Linked DNA regions of Homo sapiens: region 2 is linked to region 1. Evidence: chromatin loops called from intact Hi-C (ENCODE). Cell type or tissue: dorsolateral prefrontal cortex. All regions are shown on one strand. Links, peaks and the distances in the headings refer to the core of each region. The heading gives the core; the rest is flanking DNA. Region 1 has its middle 240 kb from the start of CDH20. Region 2 overlaps CDH20 (cadherin 20).

Region 1 (8,485 bases), core at 193-8,192:
CTTCATCCTTAGCATTAGGACTTTTAAAAAGTTACCTGGTTGATAAATATTTTTAGGCTTCTGTTATCTTCAACTTACAATACAAGATAAATAAGAGAATTCCAATATATTTTTCTCAATATGGAATTGATGCAGTCTAAAATGTGAAAAACAAAAATATGGCGCTCCAGGAGGAATTCACCTTTCAGACAGGGTGCTCTTCAGATCAACATTATGAATTTATTTTATTATTCTTGTTGTTGTAAGTAAACAGGCCGTCTGTTATTATAAGCAAAGAATAGGGCAGGTCTCAAAATAAGGAAGACTTAGAAGCTAGTGGTTTTTCAACTTTATCAGTGCTCCAATGTTACGATGTTGACGTAGATTTAGTTAGTTAGTATATGTTGGAGTTTTAAAATGTCTCTTTCGGTCAGGCGCGGTGTCTCGCACCTGTAATCCCAGCAGTTTGGGAGGGTGAGGTGGGTGGATCATTTGAGGTCAGGAGTTCAAGACCAGCCTGGCCAACATGGTGAAATCCAAGTCCTACTAAAAATACAAAAATTAGCTGGACATGGTGGTGCTTGCTTGTAATGCCAGCTATTCAGGAGGCTGAGGCACAAGAATTGCTTGAACCCGGGAGGCAGAGGTTGCAGTAAGCCGTGATCATGGCACTGCACTCCAGCCCGGGTAAGAGAGTGAGACTCTGTCTCCCATCAATCAATCAATCAATCAGTAAAATTAAAACAAACAAAATGTCTCTTTCTTTTTCTTTTCCCTTTGGGTTCCACTTCCGTTGGAGCATATTTGTACAGATGGCAGTGATTCCAACAAATGTGGCCTTTGATTTTTGTTGAGGAAAATAGGAGTTACTAGGTTCAACTTAAAAGGACCTCTACAAGATCTAAGAATTAAAGAAGGGAGAGCAATGTAATAACCACAATAAAATGGTGCAAAGAAGGTTTCTAAATACCCAGACAGTCCATATTTTTGTCCATAATATACTCCGGTAAAAGTATGTTATCTCAGACTTATAAGGAAGTGTTTAATGGCCAATAAACTCTAGAGCATGATGTTTAAACCTATGACCGATGAACCCCCTGAGACTACATTAATTGTGTTGTTGCTGCTGTGGTCTTGTTGTTGCTGTGGCCTTGTTTAAACATTATTGAATTCTGTGGGTTTGTCAGATTCTTAAGAATCTAATCTGTGACTCCAAAATGGTAAAGGACCAGGACCAAGGTTTGTGTCAAGAGAAATTTTAAAATATTTCATTAGTTAAAAATATTTTTAACTAATACAAGTGAAAGTATAACTTATCAAAAATTGTGGGATGTAGCAAAAACAGTGATCAGAGGGAAGTTTATAGCATTGAACACATATATTAGAAAAGAAGAAAGACCCAAAATAAATAATTTAAGCTTTCATGTTATGAAACCAGAAAAAGAAGAACAAATTAAATTCAAAGTATGCAGAAGAAAGGAAATAATTAATAGTACATCAGAAATCAATCAAATTGAAAATAGGAAATCAATAGAGAAAATAAATAAAACCAAAGCTGGTTATTTGAATATCAATAAAATCAATAAGACTCTAGTGAGGCTAACTAGGAAAAGGAGACAGAAGACACACATTACTAGTATACAAATGAAAAATGAAACAGAGGTCATTACTACAGATCCCATGGATGTTAAATGGATAATAAAGGAATATTATGAGCAACTCTATGCCCACAAATTTGATAACCTAGATAAAATGGAAAGAGTTCTTGAATGACGCAGTGTGCCCCTTACAAAACTCAGAGAAGAAGAAATAAGCAATATGAATAGGCCTACATCTATTAAAGAAATTGAATCAATAATTAATAACCTTTCAAAATGGAAAGCAACAGGACCCTACATACTCAATGGTGAATTCCACCAGACATTTCAGGAAGAAAATCTATCAGTGCTCTATAATCTCTTTGAGAAGATAGAAGCAGAGTTAATATTTGCTAACTCATTATATTAGGCCAGCATTACCCTGATACCAAAACAGACAAAGACAAAGGTGTTACAATAAAATAACACTACAGACCACTATCTCTCATGAATATAGATGTCAAATCCTCAACAAAATATTAGCAAACAGAATTCAACAATGTATAAAAACAATATATACTATGAGTAAAATTTATCTCAGGCATGCAAAGCTGGTTTAACATTAGAAAACTAATTAATATAACCCTTCACATCAACAGCTTAAAGAAGTTAAATCACGTGATCATGTCAATAGACACAAAAAAGCATTTGACAAAATCTAACACTCATTTATGATAAAATTTTTCAGTATATTTCAAATAAAAGGGAACTCATCAACTTGATAAAGGATATCTATATAAAATTTACAGCTAACATGCTTAGTGGTTACATGTATATGGTCAACTGTTCTTTGACAAAGAAATAAAGGCGATGCAGTGAAGCAAAGACAGTCTTTTCAACAAATAGTGCTGAAAAAAACAGTATATCCATATGCAAAAAAAAAGAATGTAAACACAGAACTTAAATCCCTCACAAAAGTTAGCTCAAAATTGATTGCAGACCTAAATGTAAAATGCAAAACTATAAAAATCCCAGGAGATAACATAGGACAAAATCTAGACGACCTTGATTTTGGCAATAGCTTATAGATATGACATCAAAGACACAACCCATGAATGAAAGAATTGGTAAGCAAGATTTAATTAAAATTAACATTTTCTGTTTTGCAAGAGACACTGTCAAGAGAATGAAAAGACAATACACAGACTTGGAGAAAATGTTTGAAAAACCCTATCTAATAAGGGACTGTATCCAAAATATACTAAGTAGTCTTAAAACTCAACAATAAGAAAACAAACAACCTGCTTAAAAAATGGTCCAAAGATGTTAAAAAAAAATACCTCACCAAAGAAGATAAACATATGGCAAAAAAAAAATAAGAAAAAATGCTTCACATCGTATGTCATCAGGGAAATGCAAATTAAATCAACAATAAGATATGGCCTATTAGAATGGGAAAATTGAAAACATTGACAACATCAAATGTTGGCGAGAATGTGGAGCATCAAGAACTCTTATTCGTCACTGGTGGAAATGAAAAATGACACGGTCACTTTTGAAAACAGTTTGGCAGTTTCTTACAAAACTAGCATACTCTTGCCAAAAGATCCAGTAATCATACTCCTTGGTGTTTATGCCAAGAAGTTGAAAACATGTCTACACAAAAACCTGCACATAAATATTTATAGCAGCTTTATTCATAATTGCCAAAAATTGGAAGCAACCAAGGTGTCCTTCAGCACGTGAATGAATAAATAAACTGTGATACATCCAAACAATCAATGTTATTTAGTGTTAAAAAGAAATGAGCAACCAAGCCATAAAAATATATGGAGTAAACTTAATAATGCGTATTACTAAGTGAAAGAAGTCAACGTGAAAAGGCTAGATACTGTATGATTCCAACTATATGACGTCCTGGAAAAACTGTGGAGAGGGTAAAAAGATCAGTGGTTGTCAGGGGTTGGCGGAAAGGAAAGATGAATAGGCTGAGAACAGAGGATTTTCAGGGCAGTGAAAATACTCTGTATGATGCTAGACTGGTGCATACATGTCATTATACATTTGTCCAGACCCATAGAATGTACACCACCACGAGCAAACCCTAATGTAAACCATGGACTTTGGGTAATTGTGATGTGTCAGTGTAGATGCATCAATTGTAACAAATCTAGCACTTTGGTTGGGGATGTTGATAATGGGGGAAGCTGTACATGTAGGAGGGTAGGGGATAGATGAGATATCCCCATACCAACCTTTCAATTTCGTTATGAACTACTCTAAAAAATAGCATTTTTAAAAAAAACAAGTTTATTCTATCTCATCACCTATTAGAAAATCCACTTTGGGGTAATTTAAGTGCTATTCTATACTAATATACTATATCAATGACATTCTGGTGTAGACTACAAGAAACTTCTAAAGAAGAGACAGAAGAGTATCAGCACTAATCTGTTAAGTCACTCTTGTATAGTTCCTTTCCCTTTATATTTAAGCAGTGTGTATGGTGGAGATGGTGGTGAGGCAGCAGGTAGGGTAATACCAAGATAACATATGGATGAAAAAATGTTACATAGTGTAATGAGAATTAGCTTTAAAAGGGCAATTGTTTCTATTTTAAATGTCTATTAAAAGTAAGTCACATAAGTTATGGTTTTTAATATGTGATATTTATTTAAATGTTGTCTAAGAGGAGGGTTATAGTATATTGGAGGTGCTAAAGAAACTCTCTAATATGTTAGAATATTAGTTTCAAATCCTGACTTAAACACTGAGTAGCTCTGAAGCCTACATTTATTTTCTTTCTTTCCCTTCCTTCTTTCTTCCTTCTTATTTCTCCTCATTCTTTCTTTTTCTTTCCTCTGACAGGATCTTACTCTGTCTTCCAGGCTGGAGTGCAGTGGTGCAAACATAGCTCACTGCAGCCTCAAACTCCCAGGCTCAAACCATCCTCCCATCTCAGCCTCCCTAGTAGCTGGGACCCAGACATATGCTATTTTTCATATTATTTTTCATATTATTTGTAGAGACGAAGGTCTCCCTATGTTGCCCAGGCTGATCTTTAACTTCTGGGGAAACCTGAATTTCATAATCCCTCTGCACCAAGACTTCCTTAGCTGGAGAGTAGGGAGTATGGAGTTATTGTGCGGGCTGACTAAACATTTTCTGAGAATGAGGCACCTTCACCTCATTATTTAATTCTGAATGTCAAATGTCATTACTTGAATCTGAAACTGATACACACACACACACACACACACACACACACACACACACACACACTCTCTCTCTCTCTCTCTCTCTCTCTCTCTCTCTCTCTCCATCTTATTTGGATCTAAGCCAAAACTGAGAATGTGGGCCATCTGCTGGTGACTTTTGGAACTTCAGACACATGTTTCCCAGGCCTTCACGTTTGAGGGGATAGGTAAGCATCTATGTAGAATGTCAGAATTGTGGGTAACCTTAGAGATTATCCCATGTAGCCTTCATTTTTATAGTGATTTGCACATGTTGGCTTTTAGCCGGTTGCAGAACCAAGACATGAACCCAAGTTGTCTGACTCCGAGTTGTGTGTAGACCTAAAGCATCAGGGGCAGCGGAGGATTGCTGTCACAAAGTGGGAGAGTTTCAGACAAGGAAGGACAGATTTGGAACACTGGGAGAGAAAACGTTTTCTCCGCTCCACACTTGGGCGGCTGCACTATGTGTGGAGAATATTGGCCTGTGAGTCAAGGTAACCACAGAAAAATGGTACATAATGGATTTTATCATTGCACCCTATATCTTCTCCACTCCAATAAGTCTCCCCTTCCTGCCAACCCTCATGCTTATCTTGTCAGATGCTCAGATACTAGCAGCTGCAAGTTTCTTCCTGAGTTTACCTATTATTCGCTTTCCTTTTATCATCAAAACTACTGGGAGGGTAGGCGATTATCTGATCAAATAATCTGATTATCCAATGGACAACATAATGATGTCCAGACTATGTACCAGGTGGAGGTGATGCAAGTGTGAAAATGACAGGTGAGAAACTTACAGTCTAGAGGAGAATCAGGCTAACAAGGAGTCACTCACCATAGACTGTGAAAAGTTGTTATAGGGAAACTGCTAATGAGGTTGAGCTTCTTTCAATATTTGTATGGGTTGTGTGAAATGCCTTCTGTAAACTATATGTTTAAAGGTTGCTTTGCTTTCTTTCTGGGGGTGAGGGGGCTGATTTTTAATGATGTTTTTGTCTTCATCTTGCTAATTTATGTAATTTCATAATGTTTTCTGGATACTAGTTTTTTGTTGTTGTTGTAGTGGACTCAGTGGTGGCCCCCCAAAAGGTGTCCACCTGGACCTTGTAAATATGATCTGATTGCAGTTATAATTAAATTAAGGATCCAAAGATAAGATTATAGGGTAGGCCCCAAATATAATAGTGAGTTTCCTTATAAAATAAGAGGGAAAGACATAAGAGAGAGACCAGGTGAGGATGTAGGCAGAGATGAGAGTTATGCCACTATGAGCCAAGGAGAGCCTGGAGCCTCCAGAAATTGGAAAGGCAAGAAATAATTCTTGGGAGAATCCTTCTCAAAGTCTCTTGGGGGAGACTGGCTCTGCTGAAACCTTGATTTCAGACACCTGTCCTCCAGAAGTGAGAATAAATGACAGGTGTCATTATAAGACAGCCATGTGAAGACAGAGCTACACAGGGAGGCACATAGGGAGAATGTGTTTACAGGGGCAGATAGTAGAGAGATGAATCTACAGGCCAAGGAATATTGACAGCCACAGAGAGCTAGGAGAGAGGCAGGAAAGGATTATTTCTTCACCAACATCTTCCTAATTCTTCATTTGCATGTGCTCAATTCTAAAAAAGCATTGTCCAGGAGGATGCTTCATGAAGAGGTGGCACACAAGTTGGATATTTACTACTATGAGAAAATAAAAGAAGCATGAAAACTCTTGGGAGCATACATTTATAGTAGCCAAAAATACAGCCAGATTCGATCAAACTGAGGATGTACATGCTGAAGCCACTGCCAAATTCTTAATTTTAGTGCAAGTTTATCATCACTTAGAGATGTAGTTTGAACCCTCAGCATGTTGTCTCAAGAAGATTTTTTGCTGGCCAGTTTCAAATATTTGGCATCTCGTATCAGCAGGACTATACTGAATAGGCATGAGACACAATTCCTCAAGTCAAAGCTAAAGAATGTTATTAGGCCATTCTTGCATTGCTATAAAGAAATAGCTGAGACTGGGTAATTTATAAAGAAAATAGGTTTAATTGGCTCATGGTTCTGCAGATTGTACAGGAAGCATGACAGTGGGCACCTGCTTGGCTTCTGGAGAGGTCTCAGAGAGATTCACTCATGACAGATGGTGAAGTGGGAGAAGGCACATCACATGGCGAAAGCAGGAGCAAGAGAGAAAGTAGGCGGGTAGAGATGCCACACTTTTAAATAACCAGATCTTGGGAGAACTCACTCACATTAGCAAAGACAGCACCAAGCCATGAGGAATCTGCCCCCTTGACCCAAACAATTCCCACCAGGCCTCATCTGCGACACTGCGTCTTACAATTCAACATGAGATTTGGTGGGGACACAGATCCAAACCATATCAGTGATTGTATTTTTAAAGAACATTTCAGTTCCTTTTGTATATCTCCAATGAAAAAAAAGATGATATTCATATAGTTCTGTTCCCCAAAAAAGACACTTTTAAAAGCTGTTGGCATTGTGCATTGCTACTTAAATCAGAGACAAAGTGAGCAAATTCCATGAGGTAGTCATGGTGAAAATATTCAATTTTATGGTTTGTCACAGATTAATAAGCAAATAATATCAAGGCTCTGCAAACCCTTTTTCAATAACTTGAGTGATTATCAAAGATTACACAGGGCATGTGTAGCAAAAGAACAAAAACTAATAAATATGAACATCAATCTGTGAGCTGTGCCTCATTAATTATTTACACACCAGTGAAACTGAAGTAAAGCAAGAAATATTCATCATATAACTAGGGACCTGTGTAGAGAAGTTGTTAAAATATTATTTTTCATTAGTAATTTAAGAAAATAAATGGAATAGCTATTTCACTAAAGTGAATTGGCATTGCCTGGATTTGACACTTAAAATTCTGTTGTGTAGTGAAGAATTAACCTTACCCAGAGAGAGGTCTGGCTTTTGTCCTCAGCTACTGAGAGGTGATCCCTGGGTTCCTCAAATATCCTGTCTGATGGGAGTATCTTTTTTTGCCTAAGGGCTTTGTTCACTGGACAGATTAACAGTGTGATTTATGATGGGGCTTTGAGGCAGGGTGTATCAATTCCCATCTCTGGAGGAACTGGAGACTAAGTTCCAACCTCTGGAAGGACTGAGTACTTGTCTGTCATTTGGGGAGTATGGGATTAGCCCAATAAAGCCTATGGTCAGCAAAGGCTCCAGTGAGCTTCCCTGGTTGGCCATATCCCATGTACATTGTCACATCATGGCCAGGAGGAGGTAGCACTGTTTCTGGTTCCAGAGGAGAGGACAACTGGGATTTCTGGTAATAGGACTCCTCCTGGACTATCTGCCTTGTGTGTCTCTTCCCTTGGCTGTTTTAAAACTATTTCCTTGTAATAAACTGTAACCATGAGGATAACAGATTTCAGTGATGTTTATAAGTTCTAGTGGATTACTAAACACCACCCCCTCCCCACCCCACCAAACTTATAATTGGTGTCAGAAGTGAAGGCATTCTTGTGAGGACTGTTTTCTCAGACTCTTCAGTTTGATAAACTCTGGGTAACTGTCTAAGGCCAGATAAATAATGGTAAAATAACTAGAAAAACAAGACAAAAATCCAATACAAGCACAAGATAAATGAAAAGTGTATGTCTGTATATGTATGTTAACATATACCTACTTTGTACAATTGTCATTTTTTTTCTTGCC
Region 2 (8,485 bases), core at 95-8,094, 410 kb before region 1:
AAATAAATAGCTTGAGATCTTGATGTTTCATTATATTTGGTTCTATTAAAGGTGGCTTAGCTTATTCAATGTAAAATAGTAGGTGTATCATTTTGTCAACATTCCACAATCAGTTATAGTAATATTTGTGAAAAAGAAGCAAAATGGAATTCCTACAATGAAGACTCATTAGATTAATTAGGCATAAGAGTATAGCCAAGATAGGTTTATGGAATATCAAGGTCATCTAAACTTAGTTTTAGCAAATAGATGGGGAACTATTTAATGAAGAGAGAATGCAAAGTTTTAAAAGGTCAAAAAAGAGGAAGCAGCGATAACGTGTGTAGAATGCATAGAGACACAGAGATTTAAACTTTTTTATATTTCTCTTTTGTCTTCCATGAAACATAATCCATGCTTCCACTCTATCCTGGAGTCTCCATTAAAACTATATTTTGAAAAAGTGACAACTTAAAATGTGTGCTTTAGAATGGTATTAAGATGTTGGCTTGAGGCTGGGTGTGGTGGCTCATGCCTGTAATATCAGCACCTTGGGAGCCTGAGGAAGGCAGATGATTTGAGCCCAGGAGTTCAAGACCAGCCTGGGCAACATGACAAAATCCCATCTCTATAAAAAATATAAAAATTAGCTGGGCATGGTGGTGTGCACCTGTAGTTCTGGCTATTCAGGAGCTGAGGTGGGAGGATTGCTTGAGCCTGGGGGTTGAGGCTACAGTGAGCTGTGATTGCACCACTGCAGTCCAGCCTGGGTGACAGAGCAAGACCCTGTCTCAAAAAAAAAAAAAAAAAAAAGATATTGGTTTCGGAGGCAAGACTAAAACCCCAGTAATCCTTGTATAGTGTTCTGCTATTGTGAAGCTGCCATGTTTGGGGTAACATGACTCCCGGCAATATGTCCGAATCCATCTACCTTTGAGCTATGTAATAACCTGAGCTATGTAATTAGCTGGTTCTACTGTCCCTTCTGCCTCCATCAGAGACACCTGTCTAGTGTCAAATGTAAAAAGCCAAGTAGTTCAAGGGTGTTCAAGAATTTATAGTCTATAGTGTGAGTAATATGAGCCCTTCATGAAGTAATGAAGATGGAACCCACAGAATCACCAAAGCAATACAAAGTCCATCCATGTGGCATTTCACAAACTGTTCTGTGATGCAGAATACGAATTCTGCACTGTTGGACCAAGCAACTTAGGAACTTAGTTACTTGCACCCTTTGTGAAATGCTTATCTAGTATCCTGCTTTTTCCATCATGAATGCTCATGGGGACTTTGTGTATTCCATTTGCATGTAAATATTTGAGATCTCCTGTGTTTACATAGATACAAGGGAAGGTTAGCTTGGTCTGGCTGATTCAAAATGCAACTATTCATCTGACAGTCTGGCTAGTCTGGCTAGACTCTTCCTCCTTTTAGTTTAGTTTTTCTTTTTTAAGCCCCGTTTCCCTAGCTAAGTGTTTCACCTGGAATTGCACTTCCTGCTCTCATTTCTCCCGCTGCTTCCTTCAGGCATCTGCTTCTCAAACTTACGTCTTCATTCCTGGGCTCTGTTCCACGTTCATAGCTCTATATTTCCACTTTCCTTAAGGACATTCAACCTGATTGTCCTGCTGTCACTTCATATTCAAATCTGAATTTGTCTCCCTCCTTCACTGCCACTCGTTCCATTATGCGTCCTCTATTTTTATTAGTAGTACAATCCTTCTCCCTGTCATCCAGAGTGAAAACGTCATTGTCATCTTTGACTCCACCCTCTGCCATGGTTCCCTTAGCCAGGAAATCAAGAGGCAGAAGTCCATGTTTCCTCATTTGTCCCATTCCACTCATCCTGCTATTTCCTTAAGTCCTTAGCAGTTCAAGTCTGGACCACTCTAAATGCCTCCTAACCGACTCCCCTGCTCCTAGTCTCTGCCCTTGCCAACCCCTCCTCTACATGGCTACCAAATTAGCCTTTCTTTATGTCTCCCTCTTGCTCAAAAACGTTTCTATGGCTTCCACTGGAGATACAGCACATTTGAAAGAGCAGGTTTTAATTTTAGGAGTCTTTGAACGTAAAGTGACAGTGAAAACTTATTTCCAGGCAGCAGTTTTTTTTTTCTTCCATTCAGGTTTTTACTCAAATGAGCTCCAGGATGGTAGAGACGTTGTTTTGTCTGTATACAGCTTTGTGTTCCATTCATAGAATAGTGCCTGGAATAAATATTTTTTGAATGAATAAGTAAATGAATGACTTCCCCTTCTGGAATGTTTTCTTTTCTGCCTATGTAAACCTGTTATATTCTTTAGCCCCCTGTTGAAATCTCATCCTTCTGTGGAGGCTTCATTCATCTCAGTTTGTGTGAAGGCATCATCTTGCACTGTTCAAGTGGCAGCAAATGCTACTACGGTTTAATTTTTCTTGTGTGTAGGATGTGTCCTCCCAAGTGGATTTGAAGCTTCACAAGGGCAGAGACAGGATTCCAAGCCTCCTGTGCCCTTCATGTCCAGGGGTCTCACCAAGCAAGTGCTTGGTACCTACTGGAGTGATTGGTGAAGATCGTCACATGGGCAGGTGTGTCCATCTACAGCTTTGGGTATCAGTGAATGCATTCTCAATGGATCAATATGGCCCCCTGGGGGCAAAAATAGGTTTCCAGGGCTGTGATGAAAAAAGTCTCAGCATTACTAGTTTGTGGCCCACTAAAGGTCAGTTCTACCCAACAAAACTTATTCCTTAGTATTGCATTTTATGTGGGGTGGGTGGGCGTGGCAATCAGGAAAGAAAGTCTAAAAAGATTCCACAGGGAGGAGAAAATGGAAAAATATGTTTGAGAAATCCTGGTTTAGTACTATGGGAAGCTGGAACACTGAAGGCAAATAGTTATGCGAGAATTGCATGATGAATGTAAGAAAGGAATCTATGGATAATTGAATTTAATGAGGAAACTCAAACTGGGCTTTCTCCCGCACCTCTGCAACGGGTGCGTCCCTCTGGGCCCGAGGTCTGTGCTCTCTTGGGTTAGGTACTCACTCTGGGGAAAGCGGGGTGGGTTATCATTGACATCTGAGAGGGTGATGTTGACTGTTGTGGTCCCAGCTAATCCTCCAAGCTGCCCTCCCATGTCCTTGGCTTGGATAATCACTTCGTAGTATTCTTTGGCTTCTCTGTCCATGTTCATGAGCGCTGTCCTAATTACACCTGGAGGATAGAAATGACTTTGTTTATAAAAATAAAACCACAGGTCCAGTTTTTAAAGATTGGTTTCTAGGTGTCTCCCTGGTGCACCATTAATGCCTAGAAGTGAGGTGCAAGTCACCTGTGCTTTTAAATTTGAGGTAAAAAAATCTCAGCTTCAAAAATGGGCTGTACTGAAACCAGTGGTGAATGAAAACTTTTATTCCAGCAGGAAGAGCTCAGAGGGCTGGTTTCTTCTGGCAACATTACTGAAAGTGAACAGGAGGTGGCAGCAATGTTTCTCTTACAGATCTGGGAAATTGTGGTCCAAGGCGATTTCAGACAGTGCTGTCTCACCAAGGAAAACTGGGGGCTTTGGGTCCAGAAAACAAAGCCTCATAAGTCTACAAATCTGTGAATTTAGATAATTCTCCCTCAGTTTCTTCAGCCCCTAGAGCCCTTGTAGTGTGAATGGCTCTTCTTTAGGTAACTCATTCCTGCTTTTTCTTGCTTCCCTACTACCTGTAAGCAGGGTTGGAATTCTAATTGGATTTTCCTGTTGTTACATATTCATTCTGTTTTGTGACATTCTTCTGTTTACCTCTGTGCTTTTAATTTTGTGAGCTAGGACATGAAAGATGCTCTGTGAGCTGTTTATTTTTACCATGCATAAGATATGAATTTCCCCAGAGAGCAAGCAGCAGATACGGTTTCATTTAAGAAGAGAGGCCTACACCAAATCCGTTGAAATGTGTTGTGATCCTGCCAAGCCTGTACAGTAATGTTTTGTCTCCCTTTTAACCCTGCAACTTAAAAAAGTTGACTTCTCTACACTGTAGGCAAAGATTAAAGGCTTACTTACTACAGCTTTACAACATGACTCTTGGCTAGATAGACCTTTTGCATGAAAATGGAAGGGACTGGGAACAATAATCCGTCCCCAGTTTACCCCTATAATGTATATATTGCATTGTAGTATAACATTCTCCAGTGATATATGCAGCATTTTCTTTTTTAAAAGGCCCCCCATGGGCACAGCTATAACTCTCTGTTCATGTATTTTTGACCTTAACACTACAGATGCCCCCCGGGAGCTGTCAAAATAATCTAAGACTCTTCTTAGGATATAAAGGACACATTACCCTCTTCCTCCCTGCATTTTTCCTCCCTGTGGGCACCCTTCCTCTCTTCATTCTCCCCCTTGCCCTTAGTAGAATTGTTAAAGTTACTGTTTTATAGAAGTCTCTAACTGCAATCTTTTTTCTTTCCTCCTCCTAATTTACACTCCCTTACTACTTTTATGATACAATTTTCTGAATGTCTGGTTTCCCTCAGGACTTCTGGGAAAAAAATTCGATCAGGTTGCTAATAATAGAAATGTATTTTTTCTTTTTCAAATAAAGAGGTGACTTTGAGTGTTCACCATTAACTTTATTCTGTGGCTGTAAGTTTCTTTACTCAAGTTCCTTGTTAATTACTCCTAGGTCCCATGTTTACCCTCATATAAAATGGAAGTAATAATACTTCCTATATCTTTTGCTAGTTTACAAGATTATTGGGAAGCTCAAATATGGCAATGTTTATGAAAGTATTAATAAGAGGGGAAGCCTGGCACAAGTATAAGATAATAATGATATCACAATAACTTTGCCAAGCTCAAACATATTAAATGAAATCTTTCATACATCCAAAGGTAAATTCTGTAGTCAAAGCTCTCGGGTAAGACAGAAATAAATAAGCAAACAAAACACCAAACTCCTGTTTGTCTTTTCTGCCGCATTGCTCCTCGCCCATTCAGTTCTCTCTGATGTCCTCCCTGTGAGAGCTTCCCAATCAGGACCTGCCTTTTGGGGGCCACATCCCACCTGGTCTTTCCTCCCTCATCAAAACCTGTCTGCCCCAGCAACCATTCATTTTGGACTTCTCTGCTGAGTGCACAGTGGTTGGTTCAATAGAAAGAACATCAGACCACATGTCAAGAGACCTCTCTACACTAGATGAACTTTAGTAGCTCTCAATTTCCCAATTGCTTTATCTGATAAGCAAATGGTGATGGACTGGATGATTCCCCCAAGGCTCTTTCCAGTTTCACAATCAATGCTTCTAGTTCTCTAATGACCCAGGTGAATGTGTCAATCCTGTTGGGTCTTCATGGGGTTATAAAAGACCTTAGTCCCTGGGAATAAATATAACCATAGGATTTTTTGAAGGCTATTGGGGAGTTATTTTGTGTGTGTTTGCGCAGAGGGGCTTTTTGCCTCTCCAATCAGACACTGCTCACTGTCTATGCATAGTGCTGCTCTTACCTGTCAGGGCAGTGCTAGTTTGCTCTCTTAATCCTAAAGCTAAGAGCAGTCTTCTCTGGTTAATACACTCCCTGGAGAGTCCTTAAAAAGGAGAGTTGGGTCTGTCATAGCAGCAGTTATAAATTATCAGGGAATAAACACCTCTGACTCGACCCTTGTATCAGATACCTGTTTTAGAGTCCACAGAAAAATATGGCTGGCCCTGAAGAATGCTGTACACCACCCTGGCACTGTTGCCGTAGGTCGGGTCATCTGCATCTGTGGCTGTCACTTGGATGACGGAGGTACCTGGGGAAGAGAAGAGGTAGAAACCTGTTCAAGTCTAATAGCTAAAGGCTGGATGCAATCCTGAGCGGTCCATCTTAAAGCATTTGCAAATGTGTTTGCTTCATTGGGAGAGTCCCCTTTCTAGGTCAAGCTTCCATAACTCTTATCTTGTACCTGTTTAGTAGGGATAAGAGTTATTTGTGCTTTAAATTCTGAATGACTGATAAGGACACAGCCTTTGGGCTCTTCATTGCTTTTTTTTTTTTTTTTTTTTTTTTTTTTTTTTTTTTTTTTTTTTTTTAAGATGGAGTCTCACTCTGTCGCCAGGCTGGAGTGCAGTGGCGTGATCTCAGCTCACTGAAATCTCCACCTCCCGGGTTCAAGTGATTCCCCTGCCTCAGCCTCCTGAGTAGCTGGGACTATAGGTGCGCACCACCACACCAGGCTAATTTTTTTGGTGTTTTAGTAGAGACAGGGTATTTAGTAGAGACGGGGTTTCACCATGTTGGCCAGGATCTCCTGACCTTGTGATCCACCTGCCTCAGCCTCCCAAAGTTCTAGGATTACAGGCGTGAGCCACCGCGCCTAACCCTATTGCTCTTTTGATAATAACAAAATATTTCTCCCTTATGAAACAAATCTGTCTAGCTAATATTTTGTTTTTAAAGAATCAGAACTAAAAAACATTAATAGGCTTATTATTATTACTTGCTCTGGTTGATTCCAATGTCTATATAGCTTCCTGCCAGCCAAAGGGCTTGGTCGTCATTTTTGGTTGCTTTATAATTGGTGAGCTTCTCCTCTCATGCTCTCCTGTTCTGAATATATGTGTATCTACATGTGTGTGTGCATGTGCATATGTGTGTGTGTGTGTATATATATAGGAGGTGCTATTTGTGAAAATCAGCGAGTCACCACCTTACCCACAGGGGACATTTCTGGCACAGTGGCCACATAAGGTCCGTCCAGGAACTTGGGCTCATTGTCATTGATGTCTTGAATTTTGATGATGAACTCTGACTCGGGCTCCATTGGCCTGCCCGTCCGCCTGTCTAGGGCTTGAGCCCTTAGAGTATACTGGGCTCTTTCCTCTCGGTCGAGCCTCTGAATGGCGTGGATGTCTCCAGTGGTGTCGTCGATGGTAAACACGATGCCAGCACCTTCTCCCGAGAGGATGTATTTGATGGATCCGTCTCCCCTGTCCATATCTGAATGAAGCTGGGAGAGGAAAGCACCTAATTCTCATCATGAATGTCAACAGGTGTCAGAAAACACATTGATTTTCAGTTTGTTACAAACTTATAACCTCCCTTTACATAAGGAGATTTTTCAAATGTTTAATAAGTTTGTCGACAAAGAACTAGTATGCATTGGACACGATTGTATCAAGGAGTGGGTGTAGGTTGATTAAGTAAAATTTTCCATGTCCCATTCTGTATCCTGAACTTACCATTATTTAAACAAAATTCTTCTCCCTGATAAGTATGGAAAACAGGAACTCTGGAAAGTGAAGATCCCCAATGTTAGAATAAGAACAAATTTAATAAGGAGGATTCCTGCCTTTCCACTTAAGAAAAATAAAAATAAAATGGATAAGCCTAAACGTGTTAAAATGAAGAAATTGCCGTAAGTTTTGGAGTATCAAACAGTTTTATGACAATTCAAGTTGGCTGATAAGCTGATGGAAGTAGTTTATAAAAAGGTTAAGGGCACTGCAGTGAGAAAAGTGAATGACCTCCGTGGATTCTTCCTCCCATTCTGTGATCCTAGTTCTGTAGTTTCATTCGGTAGGACTGGGCTTGTGTTTCAGGTGTCAAATGGAATTTAACTGCTGGTTATGATTCTTTACATCGGTGTGTGTCTCCTTTAGATGGGACTGGTTCTTGGGTTCATAACTGAGTCACTTAAATCTATATGTGGATGGTTGAGTTAGGGACATGCTTTTATCTGACCATGCAGCTATATTTGCTCTCAGAATCCTTTTTTTTTTTTTTTTTTTTTTTTGAGACAGAGTTTCGCCCTGTCACCCAGGCTGGAGTGCAGTGGCATGATTTTAGCTCACTGCAACCTCCACCTCCCAGGTTGAAGCGATTCTCCTGCCTCAGGCTCCCAAGTAGCTGGGACTACAGGCATGCACCACAATGCCTGGCTAGTTTTTATATTTTTAGTAGAGTGGGGGTTTGGCCACGTTGGTCAGGCTGGTCTTGAACTCCTGACCTCAGGTGATCTACCTGCCTCGGCCTCCCAAAGTGCTGGGATTATAGGTGTGAGTCACCACGCCCAGCCAGAATACTTTTAATAACTCTCAAAAGGAGTCCAGGAGTACTATATTTTTAAAATCTCAGGCCTATAAACATATTTCTGCATCTGTAATATCTAATTAATTGCAGATAGTATGTATGGGTGGCAAGAACCCTGTAATTTTGAGCAACCCTATAGGTAATGGTCTCTTTCTAAAGGTGGTAACAAAACAGTTAGTTAAATTTAGTCAGCCACTCCATTGTTGCCTGGGTTGTTAGCACTTTGCATAGTCCAGGGTGAAGTTCATGAGATTATTTGATAAAACAGCCAGGATTAGGCTTGGGGCAGGGAGGCCAATATATCTGGCCTGAACACTGTCTAGGCCAGCTATAAATTCAGGGCCCTTGATGAGTTATTTTATGTTTATAACCATTAATTTCCTTATAAGTGTGAGGACAGCACTAATACTTATTCTGAAGGTTCACTGGGATCATTAGAGATTAATGCACGTGAGGCACCC

What was found. Peaks named below come from ENCODE experiments on the same cell type or tissue, not always from the same donor. Only the 100,000 strongest peaks of a DNase experiment are listed, where the experiment ranks them.
Region 2: it touches region 1 in a loop (6-fold over the local background); 37 of 110 quality-filtered maps call a loop at or near these places.

Annotation. Positions count from the first base shown.
Region 1 is chr18:61,085,319-61,093,803 of GRCh38, reverse strand. No RefSeq gene overlaps it. Among named protein-coding and RNA genes, the nearest start is that of CDH20, 240 kb to the left of the region's middle. In dorsolateral prefrontal cortex, for the core only: a CTCF peak has its summit at 4,928 (motif pointing left); a DNase peak (open chromatin) is centred at 6,943; H3K27ac peaks cover 611 bases.
Region 2 is chr18:61,497,643-61,506,127 of GRCh38, reverse strand. It overlaps CDH20 (cadherin 20), which reads right to left. Exons shown (of 12, transcript NM_031891.4): 3 at 6,648-6,942; 4 at 5,626-5,745; 5 at 3,008-3,175. Among named protein-coding and RNA genes, the nearest start is that of CDH20, 170 kb to the right of the region's middle. In dorsolateral prefrontal cortex, for the core only: CTCF peaks have their summits at 3,240 and 3,442 (motif pointing right); a DNase peak (open chromatin) is centred at 3,467; H3K27ac peaks cover 1,354 bases.